Linked DNA regions of Homo sapiens: region 1 is linked to region 2. A link is a contact called in ENCODE Hi-C data. All regions are on one chromosome and are shown on one strand. Each heading gives the region's core, a stretch centred on a gene start or an enhancer-like site at or near the end of the contact. The rest is flanking DNA. Distances are from core to core; before and after follow the strand shown. Region 1 overlaps LOC105374021 (a long non-coding RNA gene). Region 2 holds the start of GPR15 (G protein-coupled receptor 15).

Evidence for each region. Hi-C counts contacts between places; a loop is a spot of excess contacts on that map. Pooled maps may share reads with other maps.
Region 1: a loop to region 2 is called in a pooled map, with 14 times the contacts of the local background. The contact joins the enhancer-like site here to the promoter of GPR15 in region 2. A Hi-C loop is called at or near these places in 2 of 37 single-sample maps with no recorded cell type and 4 of 50 pooled maps.

Annotation. Positions count from the first base shown.
Region 1 is chr3:104,521,444-104,527,825 of GRCh38, reverse strand. LOC105374021 (a long non-coding RNA gene) reads left to right here. Exons shown (of 6, transcript XR_007096271.1): 3 at 1,261-1,280; 4 at 4,437-4,577; 5 at 5,031-5,157. Among named protein-coding and RNA genes, the nearest start is that of ALCAM, 840 kb to the left of the region's middle. RefSeq lists enhancers at 4,066-5,265, 5,762-6,041. Within about 2 kb of position 4,990, at least 5 of the 41 ENCODE cell types and tissues checked have a DNase peak (open chromatin) inside an H3K27ac peak, as active enhancers do.
Region 2 is chr3:98,526,558-98,533,420 of GRCh38, reverse strand. It overlaps GPR15 (G protein-coupled receptor 15), which reads right to left and starts at 1,443. Exons shown (of 1, transcript NM_005290.4): 1 at 1-1,443. The coding sequence starts at 1,387. The coding sequence ends at 305. RefSeq lists a silencer at 1,423-1,582 and an enhancer at 4,513-5,056.

The DNA.
Region 1 (6,382 bases), core at 3,741-6,240, 6.0 Mb before region 2:
AAATATTTTGGATGAAGGAAGGTTCAAGGTGAAAATGTAGAACAAGAATGAAACAACTGACACATCTATCAAATGGCCCTTAGTGTAACTTCCCAATGGGCTCTCCTTGCTTGCTGCCCAGTTAGAGCTGATTTATCAAGACAGAGGAATTGCAATAGAGAAAGGGTTTAATTCACGCAGAGCCAGCTGAACAGGAGACTGGAGTTTTGTTACTCAAATCAGTCTCTCCAAAAATTTGGAAATTGGGTTTTTTTAAGGATAACTTGGTGGGTATGGGGGCATTGAGTAGGGAGTGGTGATCGGTTGGGTCGGAGAGATCATACAAAGTTGAAGCGGTCCTCTTGCACTGAGTTGGTTCCTGGATAGGGGCCACAAGACCAGATGAGTGAGCCAGTTTATCCATCTCGGTGGTGCCAGCTGATCCATCAAGTGTAGGGTTTGAAAAATACTTCAAACACTAATCTCAGGTTTTATCATAGTAATGTTATCTATAGGAGCATTTGGGGAAGTGAGTGATCCTGTGGCTTCCGGCTGCATAACCCCTGAACCGTAACTTCTAACTTTGTGGCTAATTTGTTAATTTTACAAAGGCAGTCTGGTTCCCATGCAAAAAGGCAGTTTCTTTTGGGAAAGGGCTGTTATCATCTTTGTTTCAAAGTTAAACTATAAACTAAATTTCTCCCAAAGTTAGTTCAGCATATGCCCAGGAATGAACAAGGGCAGCATAGAGGTTAGATGCAAGATGAGTCAGTTAGGTCACATCCCTTTTACTGTCATACTTTTCTCACTCTTACAATTTTTGCCAAGGCAATTTCATTAGAATAATCTGCTAACTAAGGGCTCTATGTAAAGTTGCTGATTTTCTTTAGAGGTTAGACGGAACTGGGTACCTAATCTGCACAGGCCAGTGAAATATACAAATGGAAAGCACTTGTTCAATAATTTTTAAGCATTTCAGATTGTGACAGCAGAGCATTTAACAAGCAAGGGCCTCTCTAAGCATTGGGCTCTGTGTGACTGCCCATATCACCTGCCCCTGAAGCCTGCCTTGAGGTTAGATTTTTTTTCTTTCTTGCTAATACTTTAGTTTCTCTTAGAATGCTTTTGTTGCCTGATGCATTAATTTGATAAAAATGATTCTGTGTCTCTGAAGTCCAAAGAGCATTGATCATGCCATCATGGTTTTCTGGCAACTTGTTAGTTATGCACATTATCTTAAAAAATCTATGAAGTAAAGACTTCTATTTTACTTTCTTGCAGGGCTTCACTGGAACAGATATGTAAGTAGAACTGAGGTTATTTTTACTTTATCATTATGCCTTTTTATAAGGAGTAAAGAATAGTATGTTAATCCATATATATGGAATAAAATTAGGATACCAGAAGGGATTTCAGATAGCCTTCACACAGCTAACTTACTGTCTTGTCAGTAGCAACACTAATAGGTAGAGTAATATTGGGAAAAAATAATGCTTTTGAATTTTTTGTACACTTAAAAAACATTACATATGACTGCATTTTATCATCATTTAATCTAGTCATCTGATTATATCATAACAGTGAAATACTGCATTTTACAATTGCCTGTATCCAAGATTTCCCTAAAGATACAGTGAGGAGAGACTATTTCTTGATGTGGTGATTTGTGATTACATATTTATAGGTCCACATATGTGTACACTTGGGGTTGTACTAGATACTACATTGGTAGTGGATATTAAATGCAAGCTTATATGGCATGTTGATTTTATGTCTTAGGAATGAGTATAAACTTCATAAAAAGTGAAACTAATAATAAACAGATAATTGAGATGTTGTTTGCCATCAGTATTGGATCATACGCATTACACGATGAAAGTTTCTAGATGCCAGTAAGTAAAAAGGAGCTGATACTTAGTTACTAATTATGTTCTGAATTTAAAGAAGTGCTCATCATAGAAATCATTTTATATAAACTGTGTTTAAAATCTAGTTATTTGTGAAGTAATAAAGTAGGCCTAATTCATAAATTTATATGCATATGAATTTAAGCACATGCATCTATAAGCAGAATTATATATACAAACAATGATATTAATAAATATATTATTTATCATAACTTAAGGCAGCGTATCTTATTTAATTACTGAACTGAAAATATTTTTACTCCAGTGACAGAAATGTACTGCAAAGCACTAATAAAATGCAACACGTATTGCAGATAAATCCTCTCCATATTGAAAACTTTGAGATTTATTGTGATCTATCATCCCAAGATCTATTGAGAGTTGAATAACATAAATACACAATTTATGCCTAGGAGATAAAACATGGATAAAAAATACCATGATCTAACAATGCGATTTGAAATCTGGCATCTAATTTACACACACAAACACACACTCACCCTTAAGTCTAGTGTGTATTGCCTTTAGTGCTCTGACATTACTAAAGGTAAACTATTCTAAGACAAGGTTTTCCTTTGTAGTGGTGGAGATACTTGTGGTGCCTAGTTGTGTGTGCAAACACACACACACACTCACACTCACATGGCTAACCAAACCTTGAAAATTTAAGTTGTCTTTTGCCCTCTCATTTCACTTACTGAAGGCAGACAATCTCTTCATGTATAATAAAAGCAATTCAGATTTTTGTAATGTAATTTTCTTAAGCCACTGACCTATTCCATTTCTCTTCATCTGGTTCTGATCTGAGGATAATTTATTTTATAATCTCTACTACTAAAGAAACAAGGTAAAATAAGTGAAAGGAAATAGTATTGATAATAATCACTTTATGACACTGTGTTGTAAACAACACCCTGATAAACCCTTTCCTCCATCTTCCACTGAGTGGACAGGGGAGTAAAGATGAAGCATTGGACGATGGCAAAAGGAGTCAACTTCAACTCATTTTGGCAAGTAGACATCTTGTGTCCTGGAGATCATAATTAACCATAATGTCAATGAAGAGTGACTATGGAAGAATTGTGCTGCTAAAATCATCTATTGACTAAAGAACCACAACCATAAATACAAAAGCAAATGCTATCCCATTTTTTGAGCCTAAACTTAATACATTTATGAGATGTCTTGAAATACAATTATTTTTCACTTGTAAAAAATATGAAGTCCTTTCAAAGTAGGAAAAAAATTATCCTATTTTAAAAAATATAGGAATGAATAGACTGTGGAAAACATCTATTTTATTTTTTAAAATGATATTTATTGCGTATTAGTATTAAATTTCCTAGCTGTCTCATTCACTCACACTCTGAACTATCACAGACATAACATTTTATGTTTTTAACAATTATTTTGTAATGCTAATTATATACAAAATAAAAATACGATTTTTTTTTTTGAGACGGAGTCTCGCTCTTGTCACCCAAGCTGGAGTACAGTGGCGGAATCTCTGCTCACTGCAACCTCTGCCTCCTGGATTCAAGCGATTCTCCTGCCTCAGCTTCCTGAGTAGCTGGGATTACAGCTACCGGCCACCACGCCTGGCTAAGTTTTGTACTTTTAGTAGAGACAGGGTTTCGCCATGTTGGACAAGCTGGTCTCAAACTCCTGACCTCAGGTGATCCGCCTGCCTCGGCCTTCCAAAGTGCTGGGATTACAGGCGTAAGCCACCGCACCTGGCCAGATATTTTTAAGTTTTAAAACTTAACTTTAAGTTTAAATCATAACTTTAAGTTATGATTAAATTTTATGAATTTAAATTAATTTTTTTAAAGTTGAGTTATAAGTTTTTGTATTCCAAAAGATTTTAAAATGTATTTACTTACAATCTTGTTATGTTGCTTTTCATTTTTTAAACATAAAAAGTGATTAATAATCATATAGAGAGAATAAAATTAAAATATGCCATCTCGAAATATAATTCTCTGGCATATTTTGAAATGGCTATTCAGAAGGACTGCAGACACAAGTATGGCTCTGGAAGCTATCCTTTGTGGGGGAGATTTGCATCTGTAGAGAAAACTTTCATTAGTAAAGTAAATAGCAAATGCAGAGGCTTTTTATTAAGGTATTCTTATCTGGATCTTGGAAAAATTAACTCACAAGAAAAGGAGATGAAAACGTTAACACTTACAAAGTCCTGACAGTGAAACTTTTACCAAAGACTACTGTCTACTCTGAGGGCTGCTACCTGCGAGGCTTCAACTGCATAAAAAGACAGCCTTTGTCACCAAGTCTTTTTTCCCCATCTCTCACCCATAACCTGTCACCATGCTCCAAGCCTCAATTTCTTTCTATAAAATATAAAAACTTTGTCATTTGGCTCTTCTTTCAATCTCATATTCATAGACCTCTCGTGTCCATGTGCACATTGATAAATCTGTATCCCTTTTCTCCTGTTAATCTGTCTATTGTCAATTCATTTCAGCAGACTCAGACTTCAACATTCGGGGGAAAATTTGAACTTCTCTACAGTTTTGGTATCTTTGGCAGGATTATAGCAAATCACTCTGCCCACACCCGAGGCTGCAGCCAGAAACCACGGAAACTGACAGACGCCAGCAAAAAGAAAGAAAAAGTTAAGAAATTTCTTACCAGTAATCCTCCTTGGGTTTCTGCCTTAGGACTAGTCAGGTGAGTGGTGAAACTCCATTTTCGTGTTTCCTTCTTTCTAAATTTAAAGGAGAGAAAATATTTTTAAAAGTTAGTTCTTTAAATTTGTGTCCCTTGTGGACTTGTTTTATACCTATTGATAATTAATCTTTAAACATCCAAAAATGGTCCTTGTTTTTCTTGTCTCTGTCCTTTGTGTGGTTTGGTATAAGGAGAAAAACCATAATAAGCTTCTCCTTTCATCTTGTTTTTGTGTCTTGAGAAACTTGGCTTTGTAATCCCCAAATTTATTTTCTGGTCTTCACTACCCAGGAGGGCATATTTGCCAGACATATACTAGGCTGGGAATCTGAAATGTCTGTTTTTCCAAATGTGTAGGTTCTCAAAAAAAAATTGCCTTTGTTATCTCAGCCTTCATTGCCTAACAATTAATGTCTTTGCTTTCTTCTTCTTCTTCTTCTTTTTTTTTTTTAGGTGGAATCCTACTCTGTCGCCAGGCTGGAGTATAGTGGTGTGATCTTGGCTCACTGCAACCTCTGCCTCCCAGGTTCAAGCGATTCCCCTGCCTCAGGCTCTGGAGTAGCAGCAGCTGGGACTACAGGTGCGTGCCACAGTGCCTGGCTAATTTTTTGTATTTTAGTAGAGACGGGGTTTCACCATGTTGGCCAGGATGGTCTCGATCTCCTGACCTCGTGATTCACCCACCTCGGCCTCCCAAAATGCTGGGATTACAGGCATGAGCCACTGTGCCCAGCCCAACTTTGCTTTCTTGAGCTATTGTAGCAGGACAAGCCGCAGACAAAACCCCTCAGACACCAAGTTGTAGAAGGAAGGGCTTTATTCAGCTGGGAGCATCGGCAAGCTACCATCTTAAAATCCGAGCTCCCCAAGTGCACAATTTCTGTCCCTTTTAAGGGCTTACAACACTAAAGATTTCACATGAAAGGGTCGTGACTGATTTGAGCAATCTAGGGGGTACATGACAGGGGCTTCATGCACCAGTAGTCAGAGTGAAACAGAACAGAGCAGAGAGTTTCACAATGTTCTTCCATACAATGTCTGGAATCTATGGATAACATCGGTTGCTAAGGCATGAGTTGATTTTTAGCTACTAGGCAGGCCCAGGCCTGGTTTCGGGTCTGGTTTTGGGTCTGGTGCCTGGTGCCGGGCTGCCTGCCTTTGGTTTCACTTCCTTGTTTCTTCTTAAAATAGGTACTGAGTATGAAACAATGTAAAACAATATGAGAAGGTCTCTCTCTTCCCTCACTATCTTTGGGAGGAGCTTTAAATATTGGGAGGAGTTGCGTGTACCCTTTTTGAAATGAAATTCTTGTGTTTATTGATTTTAAGCCATAAAAGGGCTTATTATAATAGTTTTGAGTCACAGATGAAGTAGGTACACATTTGGAGATTTGGAAACTATCTGTATGACTCTTGACATTCATTAATGATCCCTACATCCCCACCCCTTGTTACGGTAGGTAGCTAATCAGACATGAAGAGAGCAGGAAAGGGCTTCCCCAACTCCCTGACACACACACCAGGAATGTCAGGTGACCATCAGGTGATGATCAGGCAGTTGTTAACTGTCTCTCTAAAATAATAATTGTTCACAGTCAGTGCCAGGGAAAGGCAGTCTCCGAATAAACAGAAACACCTGAAACTGGTGATCAATAGCTTCCTGACAAGATGTCAGGATTTGGAGGAGTTGGCTCAATCATGCACATTAAGAAGCAAAATGGCAGAGTTTAACTGGTATATGACTTTCTAGGGACATTTGACTGATAAGGGAAGAACGCCTCAAGTGTATGCATGCATACAACTCT
Region 2 (6,863 bases), core at 194-2,693:
CAATCATGAAGAAAGGGACTGGTTCAAGCAGGAGCCTTTATCCAGGAGTTCAAGGACAGATGGGAATTGGATTTTGTCTGGTGGACTTGATTGGCAAGGGTCGAAGAAGGCTGCTTAGCTGAGAAAACAGCACATGGCCTAATTATATCCACAACACAGGGATTTTTCAGTCCTCTCTTTAAAAATGAACTCTTCCTTGCATCTATGAAGCAATGTGAATCCTATCATTAACACTTCCTTCTTTGTTGCTGACAAAAATTAACTCCTAAACCCACCAACAGAGCTTGAAATGTCACAGTTCCCTTTAGAGTGACACAGACCTCTTCCTCCTCCTGGCAAAATCTTCTGCATGAATGAAGGTGGAGAGAGCCTTAGTGAGGTGACTATCTGATGTCTCAGTGCTACTCCCAAAGTCATAGTTTTTCAGGCAAGGGCACAAGCAGTGGACAATGGCCCGGCGGATGTAGCTGTCGAAGATATAGTAAATGAAAGGGTTGACACAGCTGTTGGCAAATGCCAAGGGTCCACTCACCTCCATACCAAGCTGAAGAATAGCTGAGGGTAAATAGTGTTCTTGCCGCAACCCAGAGACAATGGCCAGGAACTTGAAAGTATTGAAGGGCAGCCAGGAGACAAGAAAGGCTGCCACGACAATAAAGATGATCTTTATAGATTTCTTCAGCTTTTTGTTGTGCTTTCCTGATTGCTGGTAATGGGCACACAGCTTCCTTGCAATGCAACAGTAGCAGGTCACAATGCTCAACAAAGGGACAAAAAAGGTGAAAATTAAGGCCACCAGGGACCATATGAGTTTAATTGGAGTTGCCTTTTTCTCTGCACAGTATGGCTTATCATCAATCAGCGTGAGCTCCCTGGACAGAAGAGTAGGCAACCCCAGCAGGCAGGAGATAAACCAGATGCTGGCACAGACTACATATGCACAGTCTGTCCTTCTGAATTTCCTGGATACGACTGGCCACACAATGGCCAGGTAGCGGTCAACACTCATGCAAGTGAGCAGGAGGACACTGCAGTGCATATTGACGGAGATCATGTAGGAGCTCCCTTTGCACAGGAAGGAGCCCGTCCTCCACAGTCCTAGAGATGCTTCTTTATCCACCCAGAGAGGCAATGTGACAAGAAAAATGAAGTCAGAGGCAGCCAGATTGATGATAAAGATGTCGATCAGTCTTCGGCTGCCGGGTTTGAAATGCAACGCTCCCATGAGAACAAGGTTCCCCAGCACTCCAGTCAGGAACACAGCTGTGTAAAAGACTGGAAGGAAGACAGAGGTGTAAGGAACATGGGAGTGGGTCTCCCTGATGTCAGAGTTTGGGCTCGTAGCATAGTAATAATCCAAATAAACTGAAGTTTCTTCTGGGTCCATCACCAAAGAGCAGATGCCAAATCTGGTGAGTTTACTTACATATGATGTTTTTGTATAAATTTTAGAAACCTCAAGGAAGCTTCTTTTATACAGTGCCTGCCTCTCTCTCTCTTTTTTCCCCTCCCTTTAAAGATCTTGGACAAACATGAAAGCCGAGATTAAAAAATGCAGTTTCTACCAATCCTCAGAAAGGGCACACAAGGAGCACCACTCTGATTGGTGTTGGTTGGTTGTGGTTGTGGTTTTTTTAATTTGCATTTGCTCGTGAAACTGAGGTGCTTTTTGAGTTATTTTTTCAAGATATTCAATTTATTTCTTTAAGGCCAGTAATTAAGAAGTGAATTAACTTGATTTTTTCACTTCCTTTAAAGACCTCCTTTGCTTTTGACACTGAAATTTATTTTGATCTAGCCTTCTGTTTCACATAGAAGATATTGTTCTGCTTTTAGAATTGTAAGGCAATGATAATGTATTCTTTTTATTTACTTTGTTGGCGAACTAGGAAGAAAACTAGTCTTTCATTGTGTAAAGAGTGAATGAAAAGTTTCCCAAATCATACCAGTATACAACTAGGTCAAACAACATGATTCCATTTAGGGCATGAGAGTCTCCCCATCTATGTGGCTCTTTCATTTGACATGTAGTCAATCCTGTTTCATAAGTTTTTAAAAATCCCCCCCCAAAGACTGGGACCACGTTTTCTGCTCTTATTATTTTAAGTTTTCCACTACAACTTGCATAGCATCTTGCATATAGTTGGTGCTTTGGAAATTGTAGTTTATTAGGTTTGATTCAGAAAATTCTTTTTGTTATCCAGCATATCTAGTAGAAATGAATTCATTGGGGTCTAACTTCAGGTATTGTTGTTATTTATGTAACTTACAAACACAGGTTTAACAATCTCAAGTTGCTATTTTTACCCTCCTATCTGCTATTGTAATTCAACCAGTGAAGTTCTCTTTTGTTAAGAGTTAACATCATTGATTAGGAGATTTTCTCCCTATTAACCCTCAAATACGCTTCATCAGACTCTGGATCCCCTCTGATCTTCTCTTCATTATACCACACCTGTGTAGCACTGATTTTTTTAGCTTCTGAGCCATGGCCTTCTGGTACCTCCACACATGGGTGAACATCACTTTTGGAATTGCTGATTGCTGATCTGGCAACAGATATACCTATAAGTGACATCATGATGGAGGTGCCAGCATGGACACTATAAAAGGGAAGATTTTTTAGTACATTTAAAACACTTGGGGAACAGGCTAAAACAGAAAGAATTCTATCACATTTTTCTCTCATATGTTTCCTTTTATATTATGATGACCATAGTAAAATATAACACATTTTGAAACGGACTCCATTTATTTCAGCTCTTTACTGGTCAAAGTGACTCAAGGCTCTCTTGCACTATTCTTCTCTCCTATCTGATTTAATCTTCAGAATTCTAGTTTCAGGTTGATATTGCTATTCATAGAAAAATGTATGTTTGTAGATGAAAATATAGTCATTAAACATTTGAAGTCCTTTCTTAAGTTGTTTTTTCATTTGTTTGTTTGTTTAATTTTTGAGACAGGGTCTCACTAGGGTCTCACTTTGTCACCCAGGCTGGAGTGCAGTGTCTTGAACACAGCTCACTGCCAGGCCCATGCAATCCTCCCACCCCAGCCTCCTGACTAGCTAAGACTACAGGCATGCACCACCATGCCCGACTAATTTTTGTATTCTTTGTAGAGACGGGTTTTCGCCATGTTGCCCAGGCTGGTCAGGAACCCCTGAGCTCGAGCAATCTATCCGCCTTGGCTTCCCAGAATGCTGGGATTACAGGCATGGGCCACCAAGCCTGGCCCTACTGAATTGTTATTTCTTCAGTAATTAGTATATTAAAAAGAATCATCCTGCCGGTTGTACTTCCTCCTTCCCTCTTCCTCCTGATATGGTCTAGTGTCACCTGAGTCTTAGGCAAGTAAGCTGAGGTCAGGGAAGGATAAAGGCTCCTCTGACCTGGGACAGTCCCAGAAGTCACTCTGGAGTTGATTTGTGGGCCTGAGCCTGCCTTCTCCTGTGTCCCTGGCTGCTGTGCGCAATTCATTTAATTTCATGGAGGGCATATTCTTTACTAAATATAGACTACAGATCAGAGAAACTAATTAACCGCTTTGACATTTCTGGGACAGAAATCTTTCCCACTGGGTAAGCTTTAATTATTTAATAGAATAATTCATTTTGTCAAAAATTGAAGTAGGACAATATTTACTCAAAAAAGATTAATAGGGTAATATAGAATATTTAAACATATCATCTATATCTGTGTGCCTGTGTGTTAAAGTACTAATCATATATATTCTTTAAGTGTACTGAAATTTTAATATTAGAATTTTGTACCCTACAATCATAAGTTCTTTTGGCATTTGAGAAAATAAGGTTGATTCTGGGTCTACGGTTTTTCTTCTTTTTTTTAATCCTTTGATATGTCTCAAGAATTCAACATAAAGGTATTATAAAATGGAAAAAGAGTTCATGCTCATACTGTAGAGGAAAATATTTGGCTGCACATTCATTCTGTATCCCTTAAATTTTTTTTTTCAAATTTCAAAAGTTGCTGGACCGCTGATGTAAACTATCTCAAATCCAATTTCCTCAGCAAACTATTGAAGCAGTTGTAGATAAAATAGTTTGCTTTATCATTATGTGGCCACCTTGAAGTATGATATTTAATGGTAGAATGTTACAATGTGAGAATACCCACCTTGGATCAACAGCATCTTTGTACCCAAATCAGAAAACAAATTAAATGTTTTAAGCCAAAAACGTTCACATAGCATAGTGCCAGTCTTTTAGTACCTCAGAGTACAATGCTAGTACAAGACAGAATCCACAATAAAGCTGGCTAAAGTGGGGTTGTAAATAAGCTGGTGCAACGGTCAATTTTAGGACTTTGAGTTTTCTTTAAAATAAACATGAAGATACTAACAATAAAATAGAAACCTACACATAGATCAAAACTCAAAAGCAACACTGGGTTCCATAAACATATGAAAAGTCAATGTAAACAGAATGATGGCAAAAAAAAAAAGAATAATATATAAGTATTAGTAACTGAATTAGAGCATATATGCCACATCTTTGGAATTCTTTTTCTCAGAAAATAACACTCAACTTTCCTCCATGACTCCTGGCAGAAATAACTGCTTCTTCCTTTGTATTTCCTAAGAACTTTAAAAATACTGGTTACAAAGTACTTGTCTCTTTTCACACTGTTAGTTGTCTTTGTATCTGACCCCTGGAGCTGATAATGAGCAACCTGAAGACAGAGTCCATTCATTATCTCTGGACTGGCCTCTAGCATACAGAAGTTACCCAACTAAAGTTCTTTTAGGACTCTTAAAGCCATTGTTTTGAACCTGTGGATGCCAGATCGTTTTACCCAGATTAGAGTCATCAGGGACACCTGCTGAGCTGTAGATTGCCAGACCCTATTCTAGATGTCCTCAGTCAGAATCATTGGGGAAGAAGTCTAGGACTTTATATTTAACAAGCATTCGAGGTGATTCTTATACACACTAAAGTTTAGAATCACTGTTCTAATTTATATAAGTTAACCAACATTATATATTATGCTTTGTTATTATTTTGACTAATTTTTAAAAAAGGCTTAAAAGTTACCTCAGAATTTGAAATTTGTGGAAGTCTTTTAGTCTGAATATCACAAAATTTGAGGAATTAATTTAGATTTCTAGGCCCTGCTTATTCTATGTTCCAATTCCTGAGTTATGCTCAGAACTGGTTCAGGTGTTGAAGATGAAGACAGAGAAAGGTTTTCTCTACTGAAACATCTGCTTGAGTGAATCCATTATTATTTGCTGTGGCTTGCAGCCTCTGCTTCACAAGCAGGCTGAAGATTTAATAATAGAGCCACCCCTATTAGGCTTATTGAACTTATGATTATATTACTTCGGCCTCTTCCCTGTCAACCACCATATCAGGTGGAGACTCATCAGATTACATGCATATAGCACAGAAGAAAGAAATCCCTGGATACGAAGCCTTTGATTCACACATGCTCTGCTGATATGTCCCAGAATAAATGGCAAAGAGCATGAAGCAACTAATTATTTCTCATTAATCTCATCAGTCAAACGGTGTCATTATATATTCACTTGTTAGATACATTATCTTGTCCATTTCTTAAAGTGCAAAGTCAAATAGTTAAGTTTAAGAAAAACGATTATACTGTTTATACTCTAGGAGTTTATTTTTATTTTTAAATTCTCAGTTACTTGGAGAATTTAGTACTATATAATGTAATATCACATCATGCCAAACTAAGTGGCACGTATTCATTATTATGAGGGCCCCCCACTTAATTTACTGGCTTATTTCCATTGGTAACTAATATATAGATAGAAATGATGTTACTATTCTAGGAATATATACTTTAGATTTCTTCGAAATAGCAGATTTAATCTGAATTTAGGTTGTGCATAACAAAAATTATGTTTATTTATGTTGGTGTCCTTGGCATCCAGCAGAGTGTCTGGCAAGCAATAGATGGTCAATAAATGATTATAGATCTGGGATGAATCATGCTTGAATTTTGAGTTATTTCCGCAGAGTAGGGACTTTTCACAAACTTCTTAGACAGCTTCCATTTTCTATTCAGTCCTGGGATCTTTGTCACATCATAAACTAATATGAAGAGATGTTTCTAAGTTAATGCAGCACATTTTTTGTCAACTTATGCTTATGTTTTCACTTGGCACATCTTGTTGAATCAGAAGCAACTTGCAAACCAATAAATGTGAAAAATATCATTATCATGGCCTCATAATAAGTATGACGGATAGTGATGAGAAGAGGACTCTCTCAATGAAGACTCTTAAGTTTATTAATAATTAAATTAATTGATTATATTAGTTTCTTATCTGCAATAAGATTTTTTTTTGAAAAGTTATTTTTGGGAGGCCCACAATTCATACTCATAACTCTATACTAATAAGTGTCAATTAGAAGAAATCAGAAAAGTTTCCTTCCATAATTTTACCTTCATAATTACTGTTAATCTTTGAAATAGCAAGGGCTGTTTTTCGGTACCTTTTCTAATCAGAATGCATATAGTCTTCCTCCTTTTCCTTTGCAATCTACATTTGCCACTATCTCTGCTTCTAGTACATTGCCTAGGCTTGAGGTATAGGGTATATAAATTCTGCAATGAAACTCTAATGCTGTGGATCTATGAAAAACCGTATTTTGTAGTTGCATTATTCTTCTTCCAGTAGAATTATAAACTGTAAAATTTTAGAGCTTCAAGTGGTGTTAATGATCATTAGTACAACTGTTTTACTAAAGAGGACCCTAGGGTCCAGAAAGGGGTCATTAACCAAAGATCCATTGATAATTTTTAAATAAAGGATAATTTAAACTTAAACTTCTCATTTACATATGGGTCATTCACTGTCTTTCAGAAGCATGGGCA